Regions from separate parts of the Homo sapiens genome. Here region 2 is linked to region 1. Evidence: read pairs that join two places in POLR2A ChIA-PET (ENCODE). Cell type or tissue: GM12878. All regions are shown on one strand. Links, peaks and the distances in the headings refer to the core of each region. The heading gives the core; the rest is flanking DNA. Region 1 overlaps LOC105372666 (a long non-coding RNA gene). Region 2 overlaps LOC105372666 (a long non-coding RNA gene).

The links. ChIA-PET counts read pairs that join two places held together with the same protein. Peaks named below come from ENCODE experiments on the same cell type or tissue, not always from the same donor. Only the 100,000 strongest peaks of a DNase experiment are listed, where the experiment ranks them.
Region 2: POLR2A ChIA-PET joins it to region 1 with 6 read pairs; 2 of 35 experiments call an interaction of 5 or more read pairs at or near these places.

What each region holds. Positions count from the first base shown.
Region 1 is chr20:52,391,848-52,394,773 of GRCh38, forward strand. The region is part of intron 4 of LOC105372666 (a long non-coding RNA gene); the gene reads left to right. Among named protein-coding and RNA genes, the nearest start is that of ZFP64, 200 kb to the left of the region's middle. In GM12878, for the core only: no CTCF peak of the experiment used is centred there; no DNase peak of the experiment used is centred there.
Region 2 is chr20:52,230,126-52,233,051 of GRCh38, forward strand. The region is part of intron 1 of LOC105372666 (a long non-coding RNA gene); the gene reads left to right. Among named protein-coding and RNA genes, the nearest start is that of ZFP64, 40 kb to the left of the region's middle. In GM12878, for the core only: no CTCF peak of the experiment used is centred there; a DNase peak (open chromatin) is centred at 1,314.

The DNA of each region.
Region 1 (2,926 bases), core at 190-2,689:
AAGCTCATTATTTCAGTGATGTTCAAGGCTCATTGATTTCAACCAAGTTAGCATTCCTGTTTTGATGCTTTGGCTAACTCTGCTTATGTTCCTGTTGAAAGTAGACGTATCTCAAGAAAAAGAGGTTTTAGTATTTTTAATGCAAGTGATTTTTCCATTAAGATGTGACTCTCATTCCTAGATCCTGCTATGACAGACACTGATGGTTGCCTGGACATTACCCATGTTTCCTTCTTATATACTAAGAAAATTCTAATTGTCTTTGGGGAGGAAATATACTCAACTAAAATACTCAAATCTAATACTTCCTTGCAGCTAGGGATGGCCAATTAACCCAGTTTTATCTAATGAGCTGTAAGCAGAAGGGCTTCTAAGAAAAATTTTGAAGAAAATATTTAGACTTGGATGGCACATCATTTTGGCCCCTTGCCTTTCCCGTTGTTTTCTTTCTTTTCCTAGAAGACAAAACACTATGCTCAGAGGTTCAGCAGCCATATTGTGATCATAAGAATAAAACATTCACTCTACTAATGAAAAACTGGGGTGTAGAAGAACCTTGATCTTTGCCGATTCACATATGCAGCTAAAGCAGCTCAGAATTGCTTATCTCTGGATTTCTTGTTACTCGAAAAAGGTGGACCCATATGTTATTTGAGCTTTTTGATACTTGAAGCCAAACATGTCCTAACCAATGCACAGGTAGTGTTTAAAAATAAAAGGAAGAAAAAAGTCCTGCCACAGGATGGAACTAGCTCCATCAGGACAAATTTTGTTAACTAAATTGACAGTACAGCAGTCCTTCCTTATCCAAAGAGGATACATTCCAAGACCCCAAGTGGATGTGTGAGACCACAGGTAGTACTGAAGCCTAGAGAATCTACGGTTTTTGATCTGATAACTGAGATGGCTACGAAGTGACTAAAGGGTGGAATACACTGGACAAAGGGATGGTTCACATCACAGGTTGAACAGAATGGGAAGGTCAGAGATTTCATCATGCCATTGAGCATGACATACAACTTAAAATTGATGAATTATTTATTTCTGGAATTTTCCATTTAATATTTTTGGATCAAGGTTGATCACAGATAACTGAAACTGTGGAAAGTAAAACTAGGGATAAAGGGTAACTGCTGTTTAAGAGCACAGATTTTCAAAGTGCATGCTCCTGGCACTCTTTGTAAGGTTTTGAGAGAATATTGGGAGGAAATAGAAGGAACCCTAGGGATCTATGCCATTATTTGAAAACAAAAACTCATCTGGCCCGAGATGAAGGGGTAAGGTTAACATGATGCTTTGTACTTAGTGCCTTATGAATAAACTTCTACTGCTGATCATACGAGCAATTCACCTGTAAGTCCTAATAACCCGAGCTTCAAAGGCTCATCCCATTGAAAAGGAATTTCCCCGCCTCTGCAATTCAAATGAAGTAAATACTCACTGAACTGTAGACACCTCCTGCTGCTTTTGACTTTCATCTTAAAAAAAGCAGGAGACAGTATTATGCGTTGTAGATCTAAAAATTCATTTGTGAAAGGAGAATCTTCCTTTTAAAAGGTGACTGTTATTAATTGCAGTTTTATAATTGATCCTTTAAGGAACACAAATGAGTTTTAAATGTTCTCTTTCAATGCACCTCAATGGGTGGAAGGGTGGGTGTATTGTCTGGGATACCACAGGTAGAACCTTAAGTCTTGGCCTTGTAGAAATCAGGCCAAGATGAAACTGTCTTTTGTGACAAAATTCAACAGTCTGCCTTAGACAAAAATCAAACAAATCATGAATTATTGCTGATTTGGATGTTTGTTCCCTCCAAATCTCATGTTGAAATGTGATTCCCAGTGTTGGAGGTGGGACCTGGTGGGAAGTGATTGGATCATGGGGGTGGGTCCCTCATGAATGGTTTAATGCCATCCCCTTGGTGATAAGTGAGTTCTCGCTCAGTTAGTTCATGTGAGACCTGGTGGTTTCAATGAGTCTGAAAAGAGTCTGGGGCCTCCCATGTGTCTCTCTTGTTCCAGGTCTCACCATGTGATACATTGGCTCCCAGTCACCTTCTGCCATGATTGTAAGCTTCCTGAGGCCCTCACCAGAAGGTGAACAGATGCTGGCACTATGTTTCCTGTACAACCTGTAGAACCATGAGCTGATAAAACCACTTTTATTTACAAATTACCTAGCCTCAGGTATTTCTTTCCTTTGCTTTTTTTTTTTTTTTTTTTTTTTGAGACGGGATCTCGCTCTGTTGCCTAGGTTGGAGTGCAGTGGTGTGATCTTGGCTCACTGCAGCCTCCACCTCCTGAGTTCAAGCAATTCTTCCACATCAGCCTCCCGAGTAGCTGGGATTACAGGTGCCTACCACCACACCTGGCTAATTTTTGCATTTTTAGTAGAGATGGGGTTTCACCATGTTGGCCAGGCTGGTCTTGAACTCCTGACCTCAGGTGATCCACCCGCCTCGGCCTCCCAAAGTGCTGCGATTATAGGCTTGAGCCACTGTGCCTGGCCAGGTATTTCTTCATATTAGTGCAAGAATGGACTAACACAATTACTAAGTCAGCTTCTTAGAATTCTTAACAATTGCTCTTAGTTTTCATGGTCATGAAACCGACTTTCTTCCTTTCTTTTTTTTTTTTTTTTTTTTTGACGGAGGCTCACTCTGTCACCCAGGCTGGAGTGTAGTGGCACCATCTCAGCTCACTGCAAGCTCTGCCTCCTGGGTTCATGCCATTCTCCTGCCTCAGGCTCCCGACTTCCTTAATTCTTCCTTCCTATGAAGAGGAGACTGACAGTTTGCTCAGTCCTGGGCTACATGGTCATTCTGTCTGTAGCATGCATCTAGGATAGAGTGAGCACCAGCAAAAAATGTCTTAGCTGAACATCTCTTTCAGTCAAATTAAAAAGTTTCTTATAAACAAAATGTAAC
Region 2 (2,926 bases), core at 160-2,659, 160 kb before region 1:
AAACAAATCATTTATTCGTAAGGTTTACTATGTCATAATTGCCTGGTTATTTGGATGATAGATGTGTCATATCTGAAAACTAACTAGTTATCTTTTGAAATGTATTTCAACATGCATTATCTGAAGCAGCAAAGGTGAGAACACTGCGTGGATAAATATGATAAAAAATATGATGGATTTACAAGCACAGCACTCAGGTTTAGCATTTAGTCATTTTTATTATGTTGTTGGGTCAAAAGTGTAAAAGAAGACCAGCAGAGGAACTGTTAAGGCTCCTTGGAGTTTTTGCCTGCCCTCCTGCCTGGGGATGGAGGTAGTTCTAGCCTAGAAACTCTTGAATGCTTTACAAATAATAGAAGCCAAGTGGGAAAAGCATGTTCTATATTTTAATGCTGACATCCTCATAGAAAAAAAAAAGTAAAGATTCAGAATACTTGGCTGTGATTCAGTACCTAAACACTTCCTGGTGTTTCTCAGAATCCCCCGGAGACTCATAAATGCTGCTGTGTTGGAGGTACCCATTGCTGCTGCACACTTAGGCCAGTTTGTCAAACTAACGAGCTCAAGAGCGATGCTATTTCTAGGTTCAACCCCATGGGGGAGGAACAGAGAGAAAACAAAACCAAAATTCAGACAGAAGAGTAATCCTAAAGGCCAGTTGACAAAAAATTTATTAACACATATATACCAAATCTCACCCAGAGTAGTATCCTTTGTGGAGATTTTACCCTACAAATCTTTTGCTAGCTCCTTGAGTCCAAGCATTACAGATAAGGTGGTATGGTTTTTACACTGGGTGATGTTTATTGATCTGGACTTAAAAAACAGCACTGTCTGGCTTTTTTTCACTGACACAATATTTGCAAATAACTATGGAATGGAGAGGACGTGTTTTCCTCTTGTTAGGGCCTATTGTTTTTTAAGAAAATTAACAAAAGGGAGAGAGAAGCTTTAACACTCATTGAGAGGGACTTTTTATTCTGGGATTTGATAACTAAGATTCGGGGAAGATAGTGAGTTTTGGTGTAATTTGTGTCATCAAAACAACCCCTGTATTAGAGCAGGAGATACAGTATCAATAGATAATGAGAAAAGACAATGGAAATTATACAAATGTATGTTTCTTAAAAGCTTTTGCTACCTATTATTTTCTAGCCTATAGGCAAAATTTAGAGACATATAATGGATATGCTTATATTGATAGTAACATATCATGTAATTTAAAAGGCTAAGTCCACCTTACAGGTTTGCCTCATGCCATGATGAATCATTTTGAAATGTGATTGGTCTTCTAAGGGATTGTTCAAAGATTGTCAGTCAATCATTGACAAAATAACTCTGTGAGGTGACTTACTACAGTTTGGTTTTGATGTTTACAACATAACCAAATGTGAACTTTGGAGCTTGTAAAGTTGTTCTTTCAGCATTATAAATTTGGCAGCTTCCTCTTCCTGCCTCCCTTCTCCTCCTCCTTCTCTTTTTCTTCTTCTCCTTATCTTCCCTTCCTGCTTCAACAAATTCACAGAAATAGGAGGCCTGCTGTATTAATTTTATTGTTTGCTTACTTTCAAATCTTTTCTTTCAGGCATATTTCAATATATAATTGATATGAAGTGTGACAATTTTTAATTTGTCTTGACTTTTTAAATTTTATGATAGAAAATGGAAACCAACATATATAAATAATCTACTAATATTTCTTAACCTTTATATATATGCTCAAGAGAAGACTTTTTTCTTCCCCCTGGAATGAATTTTTTTTTTTTTAAAGAAAGTCAAGTATTATGTATACACAGCTTTTGAATTCTTGGATATATTTTTGAAACTTTAAAACATTATTATTTATATTAATCTTTGAAGTATTTCCTCTTGAGGAACTACCTATACTTCTTGCATAGTGACCTAGTTTCAATAGTAACATTTTATAGAAGCTGATGGTAAAATTTATGTCTTCGGACCATAATTAATTATGTTTTGAACTTAAACAGGAACATCTCCTTTCTTAACTAAACGGCCGTGTCTTACATTTACATGATTTGCTATTTGTACCTTAAAGAGGTGTAATAGTTTTATTATGTTCTTATGTCATCAGTAATTTCATATGTGAGTCATGAATCCCATAGATTTAGTGGTGCTCAAATACACTTATTGATTGATTGATTTGCTATACAATTGGCTCTCTGTATTTATGAGTTCTGTATCTAGGGATTCAACCAACTTTGGTTTGAAAATATTAGGGGAAAAAAGAAAATATACAACCATAAAAATACATATTTAAAAAATTCAGTGTAACAACTATTTACTTAGTATTTACATTATATTAGGTATTACAAGTGATCTAGAGATGATTTAGAATTACAGGAGGATGTGCATAGGTTATATACAAATACTATGCCATTTCATTTAAGTGACTTGAGCATTTGTGGATTTTTTGGGGCATTTCTTGAACCAATCCCCCATGAATACCCAGGGATGGCTGTATATGGTTGATACTTTGGGAAGATTTTAGATTTAGTATAAATGGAAACTTAAAGCGTAGGCTTGCAGTTAAATATATTTAACTGCCATCATTCTAGAAACCAAGAGTTGAAAAAGCCCTTTAGGGACTTAATGCTCTTCTTTCCGTAAATGTGTAGAGCACAGCTGCCCTAACCTGGCTCGTCATCAGAGCTTCCTGGGGACCTCTTAACAACGTGGATTCCAGGGTCAGCCCCCAGGAGAACATGGCTCCATAGGTTTGGGGTACAGCCAGTAAGCTTCATTCAACAAAACCAAACCCAATCCCAAAAATATTCCAAACACTTTTGATAATCAGCGGTGTTTGGGAATCATTGATGTTTAGCAGGGCGTGTGAAAGGAGAAGGTACAATTATGAATCAAGAAAATGGAGATGTCTTTTATAAAGTCACTCTGCAAATTTTGGGGG